Regions from separate parts of the Homo sapiens genome. Here region 1 is linked to region 2. A link is an interaction called in ENCODE POLR2A ChIA-PET data of the cell type or tissue named here. Cell type or tissue: A673. All regions are shown on one strand.

The links. ChIA-PET counts read pairs that join two places held together with the same protein. Peaks named below come from ENCODE experiments on the same cell type or tissue, not always from the same donor. Only the 100,000 strongest peaks of a DNase experiment are listed, where the experiment ranks them.
Region 1: POLR2A ChIA-PET joins it to region 2 with 12 read pairs; 3 of 35 experiments call an interaction of 5 or more read pairs at or near these places.

Annotation. Positions count from the first base shown.
Region 1 is chr1:23,895,703-23,903,702 of GRCh38, reverse strand. The region is part of intron 1 of CNR2 (cannabinoid receptor 2); the gene reads left to right. It also overlaps the pseudogene BTBD6P1. Among named protein-coding and RNA genes, the nearest start is that of CNR2, 14 kb to the left of the region's middle. RefSeq lists enhancers at 6,366-6,495, 6,546-6,605. In A673, no CTCF peak of the experiment used is centred here; a DNase peak (open chromatin) is centred at 3,432; H3K27ac peaks cover 266 bases.
Region 2 is chr1:24,448,501-24,456,500 of GRCh38, reverse strand. It overlaps NIPAL3 (NIPA like domain containing 3), which reads right to left. Exons shown (of 12, transcript NM_020448.5): 6 at 6,875-7,020; 7 at 2,997-3,093; 8 at 228-363. Among named protein-coding and RNA genes, the nearest start is that of NIPAL3, 37 kb to the right of the region's middle. RefSeq lists an enhancer at 176-688. In A673, no CTCF peak of the experiment used is centred here; no DNase peak of the experiment used is centred here.

The sequences.
Region 1 (8,000 bases), 550 kb after region 2:
GCCTGGCAGGTTAGGTTCTGCAAGGCTGTTTCACAGATACTATGAGGAGCACTTTTGATATGTTAACCTAGGCATGCCCTTCTTACTGACGCACGTTAAAAAGAAATGCTTTTTTTTTTTTTTTTGACAAAGCCTGGGGTCTCACTCTGTCACCCAGGCTGGAGTGCAGTGGCACATCACGGCTAGCTGTAGCTTCAACCACCTGGGCTCAAGTGGTCCTCCCACCTCAGCCTCCCAAGTGCCTGGGACCACAGGCATGAACCACTACCCCTGGCTAATTTTTTTTTATTTGTAGAGGCGGGGTCTTCCTATGTTGCCCAGGCTTGTCTTGAACTCCTGGGCCCAACCGCTCCTCCCACCTCAGCCTCCCAAATTGCTGGGATTACAGGTGTGAATCACTGCACCCGGCCTCACTTTGAAAATTAGAAAGCAGGTTACCCTCCTTGAGGATGCTGGCATGTGTCAGAGAGAATACCTCCAACCAATCCATTAAAAAGCAGTTATTGCTGCGGCCAGGCCTGGCCCGGCTGCGCTAGGCTAGGCTCTGGCAGGATCGCAGGGGCGGGGGTGGTAGGGGCACGGGTGGCAGCCCCGCGGGTCGCAGCGCCGCCGCCGCCGCCGCCCATGAATGGTGCTGCCCCTGGCCTGCCATCACCGCCGCGTCGCTCAGCGCCCGACCTCCCTGCTTTTGCTTGCAGAGCCGCTCCCGAGGCCCCGGCGCGGCGCGAGGGCGCGGGGCGGGGGTCCACAGGCTCCGAGGCTGCCCCCGACGCCCCGCCCTCGAGGATGGCGGCGGAGCTCTACGTCCCCGCCAGCGCCGCGGCCGCGGTCCTAGCCCACAGCAACGCCGGCGCCGCCGTGGGCAGGAAGGCCGGGCAGCGCAGCCTGCACCGCGCCCCCGCGCCCGCGCCCGCGCAGCCCACACTTGGCAACAACCACCCGGAGAGCCCCAAATGGCGCGGTCCCCCACGCTGCGCGAGAGGAACGCGCTCATGTTCAACAACGAGCTCGTGGCCGACGTGCACTTTGTCGTGGGACCCCCGGGGGCGACCAGGACGGTGCCCGCCCACAAGTACGTCCTGGCTGTCTGCAGCTCCGTCTTCTATGCCATGTTCTACTGGGACCTGGCGGAAGTCAAATCTGAAATTCACATTCCAGACGTGGAGCCCGCAGCCTTTCTGATCCTATTAAAGTACGTGTACAGTGATGAGATCGATCTGGAAGCGGATACGGTGCTGGCCACTCTGTAGGCTGCTAAGAAGTACATCGTCCCAGCATTGGCAAAAGCCTGCGTCAACTTTCTGGGGACAAGTCTGAAAGCCAAGAACGCCTGCGTCCTGCTGTCCCAGAGCCGGCTGTTTGAGGAGCCCGACCTGACCCAGCGCTGCTGGGAGGTCATCGACGCACAGGCCGAGATGGCCCTGCGGTCCCAAGGCTTCTGTGAGATGGACCGGCAGACGTTGGAGATCATTGTCACTCGGGAGGCCCTCAACACCAGGAGGCGGTGGTCTTCAAGGCCGTCCTGAACTGGGCCAAGGCAGAGTGCAAGAGGCAGGGGCTGCCAGTCACCCCACGAAACAAGAGGCATGTTTTGGGGCGAGCCCTCTATCTGATCCGAATTCCAACCATGACCCTAGAGGAGTTTGCCAACGGCGCTGCCCAGTCAGACATCCAGACATCCTGACTCTGGAGGAGACCCACACCATCTTCCTGTGGTACACGGCCACCAACAAGCCCCGCCTGGACTTCCCCCTGATCAAGAGGAAGGGCCTCACCCCGCAGAGGTGCCACCTATTCCAGTCTTCTGCCTACCGCAGCAACCAATGCCAGTACTGCGGGCGCTGCGACAGCATCCAGTTTGCAGTGGACAGAAGGGTATTTATTGCGGGGCTAGGCCTGTGTGGGTCCAGCTCTGGGAAGGCTGAGTACAGCGTGAAGATTGAGCTCAAGAGGCTTGGGGTAGTTCTGGCTCAGAATCTGACCAAATTCATGTCGGACAGATCCAGTAACACCTTCCCGGTCTGGTTTGAACACCCGGTCCAGGTTGAACAAGACACCTTCTACATGGCCAGTGCTGTTCTGGACGGCAGCAACCTCAGCTACTTTGGGCAGGAGGGGATGACGCAAGTGCAGTGCAGAAAGGTGGCCTTCCAGTTCCAGTGCTCCTCGGACAGCACCAACGGGACTGGGGTCCAGGGTGGGCAGATCCCTGAGCTCATCTTCTATGCCTGAGGTGCCCGGGGAGGCTGCAGCAGGTCGGCGAGTGGATGGAGGGGAAATCAGGACACTAACTGCTTCTTGACACCATGAAAGGCCACACTTAACCTTGTCTCTCTTTGGCATGTAGTCAACTGAAGCTTGATTCTGTGAAGTAGGCACCTTTTCCACACAGCCAGAGCTGGGGGATTGGAGTCTTAGGCATCTCTGGTACACTGGGGTGCACGTCTCAGGTGGAGGAAGATTTAGGGCACAAGACAGGCCCCAGATCCCCTCCCAATGGCACCCATGCCACCTGCTTTGAGGGGTTGCATGTTCCTGCCACCCTCTTGGATACTAAGTGGTTCCAAGCTTAACTGTAGACCTTCCCTTCAAATCTAAAATCGGCAAAAAGTCACTTAAAATAAGGGACTTCTGTAATAAAGGTTGCCTACAATTAAAAAAAGAAAGAGTTACTGAGCAGTGACCATGGGTGAGGCAGGTGCACTTAAGATACGGGAGTGAACAAAACAAATAATAAGCCTTAACTCCCTTGGAGCGACCATTCTAGTGTCCTATTACTCAAATCAGTCTCCCCCAGCATTCGAGGATCAGAGATTTTAAGGACAATTTGGTTGGTAGCTGGAAACGTGGCTCGGTAAAATGGTCCAAGGTGGGAAGGATAAAAATGAGATTAGGGAGGCCAGGCACGGTGGCACATGCCTGTAATCTCAGCACTTTGGGAGGCCAAGGCGGGCGGTTCACCTGAGGTTGGGAGTTCAAGACCAGCCTGATCAACATGGAGAAACCCCATTTCTACTAAAAATACAAACTTGGCCAGGCGTGGTGGCACATGCCTGTAATCCCAGCTACTTGGGAGGCTGAGGCAAGAGAATTGCTTGAACCTGGGAGGCGGAGGTTTCAGTGAGCCGAGATTGCACCATTGCACCCTAGCCTGGGCAACAAGAGTGAAACTGTCTCAAAAAAAAAAAAAAAAAAAAAGAGATCAGGGAAGAGATGGTTGCCCAGAAGTATAAGAGAGACCCCATGCCCCTCCGTCTATAAGCCTCTAGGGGTTCACCTTGCCTGCCGCCTAGACAGAGCCGATTCATCAAGACAGGAGAATTGCAATAGAGAAAGAGTAATTTATGCAGAGCTGGCTGTGCGGGAGACCGGAATTTTATTATTACTCAAATCAGTCTCCACCAGCATTCAAGGATCAGAGTTTTTAAGGACAGTTTGTTTGGTTGCGGGGAGCCAGTGAGCCAGGAGTGCTGATTGGCCAGGGATGAAATCACAGGGGGTCGAAGCTGTCCTCTTGCGCTGAGTCAGTTCCTGGGTGGGGGCCACAAGATCACATGAGCCAGTTTATGGATTTGGGTGGTGCCAGCTGATCCATCAAGTGCAGGGTCTGCAAAGTATCTCAAGCACTGATCGCAGGAGCAGTTTAGGGAGGGTCAGAATCTTGTAGCCTCCAGCTGCATGACTCCTAAACCTTCCTTCCTTTCTTTCTTTCTTTTCTTTCTTTCTTTCCTTTCTTTCTTTCTTTCCTTTCTTTCTCTTTCCTTTCTTTCTCTTTCTTTCTCTTTCTTTCTTTCTCTTTCTTTCTTTCTCTTTCTTTCTTTCTCTCTCTCTCTTTCCTTCCTTCCCTCTTTCTTTCTTTTCTTTCTTTTTTTTCTTTTCTTTCTTTCTTTCTGACAGAGACCCCTCTGTCGCCCAGGCTGGAGTGCAGTGACGCAATCTCAGCTCACTGCACCCTCCACCTTCCAGGTTCAAGTGATTCTTCTGCCTCCCCCTCTCGAGTAGCTGGTATTACAGCATGCACCACCACACCTGGCTAACTTTTGTATTTTTAGTGGAGGCGGAGTTTCAGCATGTTGGCCAGGCTGGTCTTACCTCCTGACCGCAAGTGATCCACCCGCCTCAGCCTCCCAAAGTGCTGGGATTACAGGCGTGAACTACCACACCAGACCCTAAACCATAATTTCTAATCTTGTGCCTAATATTAGTCCTACAAAGGCAATCTAGTCCCCAGCCAAGAAGGAGGTGTACTTTGGGAAAGGGCTGTTATTGTCTTAGTTTTAAACTAAGTTTCTCCCAAAGTTAGTTCAGCCCAGGAATGAACAAGGACACCTTGGAGGTTAGAAGCAAGATGGAGTCAGTTAAGTTAGATCTCTTTCACAGTCTCAGTCATAATTTTGCAAAGGTGGTTTCACATCTAGGCTGCCCAACTTCTGTGGTCAGGGTCTGGCACCAGATATATGAGTCTGAATTCTGACTCTGCCATTTACAAACTTTGTGACCTCGGCAAATCCAGTCTAGCTGAGCCTCTGGTTCCTCATAGATAAGATCGTGAAAATGAGACAGTCTATCTCCAAGGGCAGTTTGGAGGATAAAGGAGACAGCGCATTTCTTTGTGGTAACATTTAAAATCTACTCTTTTAGCAATTTTGATACGTGTATCATAATATCACATTGTATTCCATAAATATATACAATTATTATTTGTCCATCAAAAATAGAATGAAAACATTTAAAAATAATATATAGTACGGGCCAGGTGTGGTGGCTCACGCCTGTTATCCCAGCACTTTGGTAGGTGGAGGTGGTTGGATCACCTGAGGTCAGGAGTTGGAGACCAGCCTGGCCAACATGGTGAAACCCCGTCTCTACTAAAAATACAAAAATTAGCTGGGCATGGTGGTGCACATCTGTAATCCCAGCTACTCAGGAGGCTGAGGCAGGAAAATCACTTGAACCTGGGAGGCGGAGCTTGCAGTGAGCCAAGATCGTGCCACTGCACTCCAGCCTGGGCAGCAGAGTGAGACTTTGTCTCAAAAAAAAAAAAAAAAAAAAAAAAAAAAATTGGCCAGGCGTGGTGGCTCAAGCCTGAATCCCAGCACTTTGGGAGGCTGAGGCAGGCGGATCACAAGGTCAGGGGATCGAGACCATCCTGGTTAACTCGGTGAAACCCCGTCTCTACTAAAAATGCAAAAAATTAGCCGGGCGTGGTGGTGGGCGCCTGTAGTCCCAGCTGCTTGGGAGGCTGAGGCAGGAGAATGGTGTGAACCTGGAAGGCGGAGCTTGCAGTGAGCTGAGATCATACCACTGCACTCCAGCCTGGGCAACAGAACAAGACTCCATCTCAAAAAAAAAAAAAAAAAAAAAAAAGCCGGGCGCGGTGGCTCACGCCTGTAATCCCAGCACTTTGGGAGGCTGAGGCGGGCGGATCACAAGGTCAGGAGATCAAGACCATCCTGGCTAACATGGTGAAACCCTGTGTCTACTAAAAATACAAAAAAATAATAAAAAAATAGCTAGGCATGGTGGCGGGTGCCTGTAGTCCCAGCTACTTGGGAGGCTGAGGCAGGAGAATGGCGTGAACCCAGGAGGCGGAGCTTGCAGTGAGCCAAGATCGCACCACTGCACTCCAGCCTGGGTGACAGAGTGAGACTCCATCTCAAAAACAAACAAAAAATAAAAATAAAAATAAATATATAGTATGGATTTGAACAACAACAGAAAAGGACACAGTGCTTGTAAAAGGCCTTTCACAGTGCCTGCCACAAAGGAAGCACTCAGGAGAGAGTGGCAAATTTATTTTCTTCACATAGTTAAACCACAACAACATATTGCAACAGTTTGCATGCTGAAGCAGAGATAAGAATCCAGCTGCCTTCTCATAAACCAGACAATTAAAGAGATTTGCCACAAAAAGTTATTTTCATTTAAAAATATGTTACTTCAGGGCGGGCGTGGTGGCTCATGCCTGTAATCCCAGCACTTTGGGAGGCTAAGGCGGGTGGATCACAAGGTCAGGAGTTCAAGACCAGCCTGGCCAACATAGTGAAACCCTGTCTCTACTAAAAACACAAAAATTAGCCAGGTGTGGTGGTCCCAGCTACTCAGGAGGCTGAGGTGGAAGAATTGCTTGAAACCGGGAGGCAGAGTTTGCATTGAACCGAGATCGCACCACTGCACTCCAGCTTGGGTGACAGACTGAGACTCGGTCTCAAAAAAAAAAATTCTATTAACATGCAATAGGATTATTAATTTTTTTTAAGTTCTCAGTTTTAGTCTCTAATACAGCAAGTACTAATAGGTGTAACCTACATCAACAAAAGCTATTTATTGCCAAGGTAACTTTTAAGACGGTAAAGGGTCGCTGAGACCACGAAGTTTGAGAACTTCTGCCCCAGGCTTTCGTGATCTGCCTTTCTCTCGCCAGCTCTTTTGCAATCTGACAACACCCCTGTTTTCTGCCCCATGTGATTAATTGCATAACTGCCATGTTTGAAGGACCTTTTGAGATCTCATCAAAAAACCACTCCTGGCAGGGTGCAGTGGCTCACACCTGTAATTCCAGCACTTTGGGAGGCTGAGGCGGGTGGATCACCTGAGGTCAGGAGTTCAAAACCAGCCTGGCCAAAATAGTGAAACCCCATCTCTACTAAAAATAGAAAAATGGTGGCAGGCACCTGTCATCCCAGCTATTTGGGAGGCTGAGGCAGGAAAATTGCTTGAAGCTGGAAGGAGGCAGCTGCAGTGAGCTGAGATCTCGCCACTGTATTCCAGCCTCCAGCCTAGGTGACAGAGCAAGACTCTAGAAGAAAAAAAAAAAAAAACACTCCTGGTGCAGATGGACCTACTGAGAAGGAGGCTATTGTGCCTGAGGTTACACAGCCATCAGTTCCACCTGGGACTGGAACCAGCATCCTTCCTATCTCCTTAATCCAGGGCTCTCGTCATGACGGCAAGCTAGCAGGTGCTCCCTGGCACAATCTCAGCTTCCTGTTCTTTCATCTCTAAAAGTCTTGAGTGGAGACAGGGTCTTCCCCCTCTGCTTTCCTGTCCCACCCTTCCCTCCTGCCTCTCATCTCCCTCTTTGACACTCCTCCTACCAGCCCAAGGGCACAATAGAGATGACATCGTCACTCTCATTGGTTACCAACTAGCAAAGAACTTGAGAAAGTGAGGAGAAAGCTCTAATGTGTTCACATATATAGCATCTATATAAGCTGCCATTCATGGAGGGCTTAGTGTGTGGCAGGCACTGTATTAGGCCTGAGCTAACTCAGTTAGTCTTCATGCCTCCCCACCACTGATGAGACAAGTACTACTTGTTACTCCTGTTTTATGGATGAGGGAACTGAATGAAAGAGATGAATGAAGTGAGTGTCTTTACTTGAGAACAAAAAGCTAATAGTACTTGGCAGAGCCAAGATCGGAACTCAGTGCTATCTGACTCCAAAGCCCAACAGCCTGATGGGTAAATCCTTGTCGGTGAGAAGGTCCAGACTCCACCAGTAAGGTGGGGAAAGGACTAAAGTCTAGGGCCTGGCAGGGTGTGGTGGCTCATGCCCGTAATCTGAGCATGAACTTTGGGAGACCAAGGCGGGAGGATCACTTAAGGCCAGGAGTTTGAGACAAGCCTGGGTGATATAGTGAGACCCCATCTCTACAAAAAGTAAATAATAATAACAATAACTCAAGGCCAGCTAATGGTAGCAATGAAGGCATTACTGAGAAAAAATGGTCAGAAAAATAAAAGTCAAAAAGAGAGAGAAAATAGATGGGATTTGCCCCTGGAAATAAAGACAAAAGATTGTGCGTGGTATCAGGGCCCCTCACCCTATGCAGAGTCATGCATTCCATCCTGCCTCTTTACCAATCTGACCTTGTCATGACACAAGGACTTAAGTCCTGGCCGGGCACGGTGGCTCACGCTGTAATCCCAGCACTTTGGGAGGCCGAGGAGGGCGGATCAAGAGGTCAAGAGATCAAGACCATCCTGGCCAATATGA
Region 2 (8,000 bases):
GGGATTACAGGCGTGGGTCACTGAGCCTGGCCTGGCTTCGTCTTTTGAGTGGCAGGTGTCCCTCCAGGTGACAACTCAGCAAATTAGCAGCTCCTCTCTCCATGCTGGATGCCAGGCCCTGGGGCATGTTCTGGCCTCCTTGTGGCTTCACAGCATACGTCATCAGGCCCCCAAAAGAGAAGCAGCCCGAATGGCAGGGCCCAGCAGGAAAAGGATTTGTAACTCACGCAGCCTGATAGACGGCGGTTGCCACCATGCACACGAACATCACGTAGAAGATGGGGTAGTCAAGCTGCAGGTTCCCTTGAATGGACAAGACAAGCATCCCAGCCACGGCCTTGACTGTCACCACTGTCATGGAGCCTGCAGATGGGAGACAAGGGCGAATGGGGAGCCTCAGGGAAATGCAGAGAGTTAGGTCCGGAAAGCCAGTCTATAACCCCAAAGGACTTGGGGAGACAGAGGGGAGGGAACAGGAACAGAGTCAAGCCGGCAGTTTGCACAGTGACAGACGCCGTTTGCACTGGGTCTCGTGTGCACCTCTCCCATGGACTCCCATGCTCTGTGCTGACTACATCCTAAAGGAGGGAGGAAAGCCAACCCCCTGAAGGTAATCCTAGACATCACTTCTAAACTGCCAAGCATGGGCAGTAAGTTCAGTTCTCTGAGGCCCGGAGTGCCCAGCACTGTGGCCAAAAGGATCCGAGTGGATCAACGAACTTACCAGTCTCATGGCAACCACAGGAAAAACATGTGTTGGGTAAACAGCTTAGGAATTGTTGGGTTTTTTAGTGCTCAGTCACTTGTATTTTTTGTTGTTGTTGTATTTTTTTTTTTCCTTTTTGTGGACAACAGGGTCTCGCTATATTGCCCAGGCAGGTCTTGAATTCTTGGGCTCAAGCTACCCTCCCATCTCTGCCTCCCTAATAGCTGGGATTACAGGCGTGAGCCTCCGCGCCCAGCTGGTCACTTGTATTTTTAAAAACATTTCTCCAGTGTTTTGGAATGCACACCCCTGTGCATATGTGCAAACATTTCCAATATGTGTGTATCTGTTTTCAAATTAAAGTCATGTGACCCTGAACTTAAATGGTAGGCATGTTATAAAATTTGTACAGGAATATAATTTAAAAGGCAGAGAAAAAATGATTGAAGTTCTAATATTCTCTCTGTGTACCCAGCGAAGCATCCTGCTCACCTCCCTGTGGAGACCCTTGCTCCACCCTACTGTTCAGAAATGTCTTCTAACTGCAGACTTTCAGACTGCCCTGCCAAACAGGAGTTAGAGACAGCCCCCAAGCGTGGTCCAGGTGAAGCCCCCGGTCCCTGCTGCTGTGCTTTGCTTTCCTATTCTTCAGCTTTGGTTTATTTCGCTTTCTCCTGCCAACACCCCCAACACGCAGTGTCTCTTGGGCTCCTCACCCATTAGGCTACTGTTTCCAAACGTCAGCAACCACTTAGGCACTTGTCATCAGGTAGTCCTTCTTAGTCAGAAGGGGATTGGCCAATGGCCTCAGAACCTTCTGGCCTTCCTACGTAAGAGGAGAGGATGTTTCAGGGCCGTGATCCTTCCCATCCACTTTGAAAACAAAGTCACCGAGGAATGAAGGACTGATTCATGCTATGATGTGGGTGAACCTCAGAATCATCATGCTCAGTGAAAGAAGCCAGTCATATCAGGCCACAAAGCATACGACTTTATTTATGAAGGTGTTCAAAAAGGCAAATCTACAGGGACAGAAGATAGCTTAGTGGTTGCCTGAGGCTGGGAAAAGGGGAACAGGGAGTGACTGCTAATGGGCACAGGGTTTCTTTTGGGGGTGACAAAATGTTCTAAAATTAGATTAGGATGATGGTTTCACAACTCTATGAAATACTAAAAACCACTGAATTGTATACTTTAAACAGGTGAACTTTATGGTATGTAAATTATATCTCAACAGAGCTGTTAAAAAATTAAGGAAACCCTGTCTTCGGTGACAGGTATCTATTTGGTTGATGGCTTGTGGCGGTGGTAGGGCACACAGTAGGAAGGTTGGAAGAAAAATGCACATATTAGCCACCTGTGCACATCTCATTTAACCCCCACTCCCTTCCGTGACTTGGATGTTCTCATAGGCCCCCCCTTTAGAGAAGTGGACAGCGTGGCTTAAGGAGGGAGGGTCATTAGCCTGAGGCCACTCAAGAGCAGCGCGGTAGCAGGCTTCACCAGCCCTGACACCAGCCTGCTCCTCCGCCTCTGTCTGCTTCTCCTCAGGAAGGATGGATTCCCCACAGCTCTATTTAGCTATAAAATTATATGCAGTTCTAGCCAGGTACAGGGCCTCATGCCTGTAATCCTGGCACTTTGGGAGGCCGAGGCAGGGGGATCACTTGAGGCCAGGAGGTCAAGGCTGCAGAGAGCTAAGATTGTACCACTGCACTCCAGCCTGGGTGACAGAGCAAGACTGTCTCAAAAAAAAAAAAAAAGGAAAAATTAATATGCAGTTCTAGCCTCAAGCTGATTCAGGAGCTATCTCTTCCACAGCACCCATCCCTCTAAAAGGAAAAGAAAAAATAGATGACAAAATCTAGTTTTACCTTTGAATCAGAATGAATCCCTAAGCTCTGATAGGTTTTGCATGGATCTTTTCAGGGCTCAATCGCTGGGGCATGCTCTACTACTACCGTCTCTGAAACAAACTAACTCACCTCATCCTCACTCTACTTTATTCTTCCTCATTGGAATTGTTATTGCCCAAACTTACATGACCTATGAATTTGGCTAGTTGTTTAGTGCTATTTTCTCCCTTTAGATTGGAGGCTCCTGGAGCACAGGAGTTTGCCTCCGGTCAGCAGGGACCCAGCTCCCCAGAGCCACTGATGGAGACAGAACAACCTCAGCCAGTCTCAAGCAACTTCTGTGCCCAGCGGCTACAGCTCTGCAAACAAAACCCACATTTCCATTTGGTGCTTCTTGGTGGTGGCAAAACTCAATCATCCAGATGCCAACTTACCAAGTAACGCCACCAAGAGAAGAATCACGACAATGTTGTTGGCGTTCTTCTCCTTGTAGAAGTAGAGCAGCAAGCAGAACAGAATGATCTCCACCAGCTGTGGAAGGCAGCAAGCAGGGGGGTCAGTGGGGACCACAGAAGTAGGCGAGACCGGGAGACCCTGGTGGGCTGGGCCATCACCAGAGTCACAGGGTTGAAAGGGAATGACTGAGCTATGATTCAGCATTTCCCAAACTACTGTTAGACGTTCAGGGGAAAAGGGAAACACAGAGTGAATCTCTCTAATCCCTGGCTAGTACTGAGAAGGAATTCCCTGTTGTCCTGAGGCTGAAGCTTTGAGGGTGACGTGCTGCTCTCATATCCACTCTTTCTTGGAGGGCCAAGATGCATCAGGCTGAGATGGTTTCTTCCCACTCCACTGCTCCATGGGCATCCCCATTAAAACAATGGGTTGGTCCAAGAGGGAGACACTTGTTCACCAACCTATTTGGTCAAGAATGTGAGGCCAGGCACGGTGGCTCACACCTGTAACCCTAGCACTTTGGGAGGCCAAGGCGGGTGGATCACCTGAAGTCAGGAGTTCGAGACCAGCCTGGCCAACATGGTGAAACCCGGTCTCTACTAAAAATACAAAAAAAAAAAAAAAAAAAATTAGCTGGGCGTGGTGGCATCTGCCTATAATCCCAGCTACTCAGGAGGCTGAGGCAGGAGAATTGCTGAGATCACGCCACTGCACTCCATCCTGGGAGACAGAGCGAGGCTCCATCTCAAAAAAATAAATAAATACATAAATAAAGAATATGAGTATATACTCCCTGTGCTCCCAGCCAAGCTTCCAGTGTGAAGCTTCACAGAGTAGAATGAGGAAGGCCTTTGGAGTCAGGGAGACCTGGGCTGGAACTTAGGTCTGCCTCTAAACTAGTCGTGTGGCCTTGGGTAAGTCACTTAACTTCTCTAAACCTTAGTTAACCCTCTGTGGAGTAGGGTTAAGAATTCTTTTTATGGGCCCATAATCATAGCTTACACTAAATGACGTCTCCTTGTACGCCAGGCAGTGTTCTAAGCATTTTATCTACGTTAAACTCACTAAATCAGCACAATAACTCTACGAAGCAGGTACTACCACGATGGCGTGGCACAGAGGAATTTAAACCTGGACAGTCTGGCTCCCAGGCCCATGCACTTTCCTGCTAGGCCACACTGTCTGGTGCTCTATCAGTAGAAACTTACCACTAGACGATGGCAAGTCCGAGTTTGAGAAGCTCCCCCTCCTTGCATCAACAACTGTTCCTTTCTACCCCTTAAAAGCCCAGATATTTGCTAACACTTTCCCAAGAAGTTAAGCCAGCCCTAGCGCCCAGTGCAACTAAAGCAGAAAACTTTGACAACAGCTTAGTCTCATTTGCCTATCCCAAACCCCTTATCAAAGCTGATTTAGTATAAAAAAAACCCAGAAACATTAATGGGCATTTTGAAACATTTAAAACATTCCTTCTAATTAGAGACCATAAAACACAGCTGCTTTCATTTCCCCGTTTCTTCTTTGTCTTTGTTCCAGTGAATCCATATTTTAACGAGTTGTCATTATAGTCAATGCACGATTTTGTACTGGGCTGTTTTTAGTTACCATAAACAATCTTCATGTTTTGTGAAGTTGTCATAATTATCTTTAATTGCTGCAGAATACTTCATCAAGTGGATGTGCTGTCAATCATCAACATTCCCAACCACTGTGCCTGCATTTGAGGGGTCCCAATTCTTCAGCCATTCTCCATGATTTTTTTTTTCTTTTTCTTTTTTTGAGACAGGGTCTCACTGTGTCACTCAGGCTGGAGTGCAGTACTGTGATCATGGCTTACTGCAGCTTTGACCTCCAGGGCTCAAAGCTATCCTCCCACCTTAGCCTCCTTAGTAGCTGGTAATACAGGCATGCATCACCACACCTGGCTAATTTTTACTTTTTTTTTTCCAAATAGAGACGGGGTTTTGCCACATTGCCCACACTGGTCTCAAGTTCCTGGGCTCAAGCAATCCTCCTACCTCGGCCTCCCAAAGTGCTGAGATTATAGGTGTGAGCCACCACATGTGGCCCGTTCTCCATGATTCTAAAATGAACACTGGAATAGCACTGGACATTATATCATGAGATGGCTGTGCATATGTGGTGCCTCCCAACAGTCCGTGAGTACTGTGGGCATGTCTCATTTATTTTTTATAACCATAGTGTCTAGCACACAGCAGACGCTCAATAAATATTGACTGAATTTGGTTTGGCCAAATCTCTCCAGCTGGCAGCACTGCCTCCCAGTCATGATGAAGTAAGACAACAGAATCATTCACTGAGCATCTACCACCTTCTGGGTGACTTAAATGCTACTTCCTGGATCTCCCAATAGCAATTTTAAGTCCAGAGATTCTTGCCACTTTACAGAGAGGGAAACAGAGAAGGAAAGCGACTTGGCTAAGGCCACACAGCACTTAGGAAGTCTTGGGCTTCAATCCTCTGAGTGAAAGGCCTGTTCTGGGGTAACGCTTTGCCCAAGGAGGCGGTCTTTTGCTCTGTCACCAACTACATGCTGGGGCTGGCTGCCTGTTGGGAAATGACACAGCCCCCATTTCAGGGGAAGTGATCCTCTGCCTTGTGGATAATCTGAGGAAAAAGGATGTTCCAGGGCCTCTAGACTCAATCAGAGACCAGGCTGTTTATGTCAGAGGAAAACAGTGAACACCTTTGTCGGCAGGCCACGGGGAAGGAAGATGGCACCTGAGGCCAGGTGGGCCCGGCCTTCAAATCCAACCCTGCTTTTATGAACTCTGAGCAGGTCAGCTAACCTCTCAGAGCCCTGGTTTTCTCACCCATAAAATGGGAAGAACATTTACTTTACAGGGTTAAGAGAATCTGAGATGATACATAAAAATGTGTTTAGCACAGCGCAGGGCATGGAACAAGAACGTACCAGTAGCTTTATCACATACTTTAGATGTTTTCCTTAATCAGTTGATTTATAGACTTAAAATGGGATAGAACTGGGGCAGAGGACTGAGCTCTGGCGGAGGGGTTAGGAGACAAAATTTCCCGTGTCTCCTGGGCTTCTATCAGCAGTGTGATACTGGGAAAAAAAATAAAATAACATTCTTAAATGGTTTACAGTTTTAACTTTTTCTTCCCCTTACCATAAAAGTTTGAAATGGTTACTGTAGAAATTTTGGACAATTCATAAAGATGAAGAGGAAATAAGAACTGAGTCATAACACTATCTCCCAGAGCCAACTACTGATGGAATTTGCTTTCCCATCCAGGCCTTCCTAGGTATATTACATGACCACATACCTATACACACCTCTAAAAAATAAAACTGACATCATAATGGTTTTGATATTACTGTGTGGGGCACAGTGGCAGTTCATTCGTTCTCATTGTGTACAGTGATCCACTGTGTGAATACAACACAATTTATCCATTCTACTGCTGGGGGGCACTTGAGGAGTCTCCAGCCTGGAGTTATAAAAAATAATGTTGCTGTGAACATTCTCATACATGTCATTTGAGAAACACATGTATGCATTTCTGTTGAGTATAAAATGAGGGGTGGAATTCCTCCATAGGATATGTGGATATTCAATTTGGTAATTAGTGTCAAATGTTTTTCCCAAGTGGCTGTACCAATTTACACTCCCACCAGTAGAGTTTTGATATTACATAAATGAAACAAGCATTTCGCCATGAGCTGTGTACTCTCCAGAAGCACGGTCTTTCATGCTGGTAAAATGTGCCGCAACTCACGGAATCCCCTATTGCTGGGTATTCACGTTTCTGGTTTCTAGGACTTGATCTCCCTCCTGCCATCTCAGGGGGAACGACTGGAGGCTTCTCTTACCATGTACAAAAGGAAAGGCCAGCTCACGAGGTGCCTGGTGACATTCTCGCCTGTCATCTTCTCGTGACTGTTGGGTGCGAATGTCACCAGCAGGTAGGTACCCACGACAGCCAAACCGCAGCCAACAAAGGACAAGACGTAGCGCCCTGCGGGGAAGAGAGGCTGTCACGGACTCATTGCAACAACAGGCCCAAGATACAGTACACGTTCTCAGCCATGAAAAAACAGGCTTCTCCTGCAACATACCATGACCTGGTATTGTTTGTATTTTTGGTTTTTCTTTACTTTAAAAAATAAATGATTTTCCTTAATTTTGTTAAAAAAACAATTAATGTAAAAAAATAAAAAACTTTAATGAAGTATAACATGCATACAAAAAGTGCTTGAGGAATTCTCCCAAAGTGAACACACTCATGAAACCAGCTCCCAGATGGAGAAAGAGAACATTAGCCAGATACTGAAATTTCTCATTTGTGAAATTGATTACTAGACCCCACCCTCAGGGTTACACTATCTTGACCTGTAACAGCACTGATGGCTTTGCCTAGCTTTGTGCTTTATACAAATGGACCCATACGGTGTGATCTCTTTTGACTCAGCATGATGTTTCTGAGATTCGTCTGCGTTGTGGGGCACAGTGGCAGTTCATTCGTTCTCACTGTGTACAGTGGTCCACTGTGTGAATACAACACAATTTATCCATTCTACTGCTGGGGGGCTTTTGAGGAGTCTCCAGCCTGGAGTTATAAAAAATAATGTTGCTGTGAACATTCTCGTACATGTCATTTGAGAAACACATGTATGCATTTCTGTTGAGTATAAAATGAGAGGTGGAATTCCTCCATAGGATATGTGGATGTTCAGTTTGGTAGTTAGTGTCAAATGTTTTTCCCCAGTGGCTGTACCAATTTACACTCCCACCAGTAGAGTAAGACAGTTCTAGTTACATTCTTGTCAACACTTACATTTTGTCTTTTTCATTTTAGCCATGATGGTATTGCACTGTGATTTTAATGTGCATTTTACAGGTAACATTTTAAAGCTAAAATCACTTTATGGGCAAACTAAAAAAACAAATAAAATAAAACATAAAGGCAAACCTTCAGAGCTCAACACGTACCTTTTA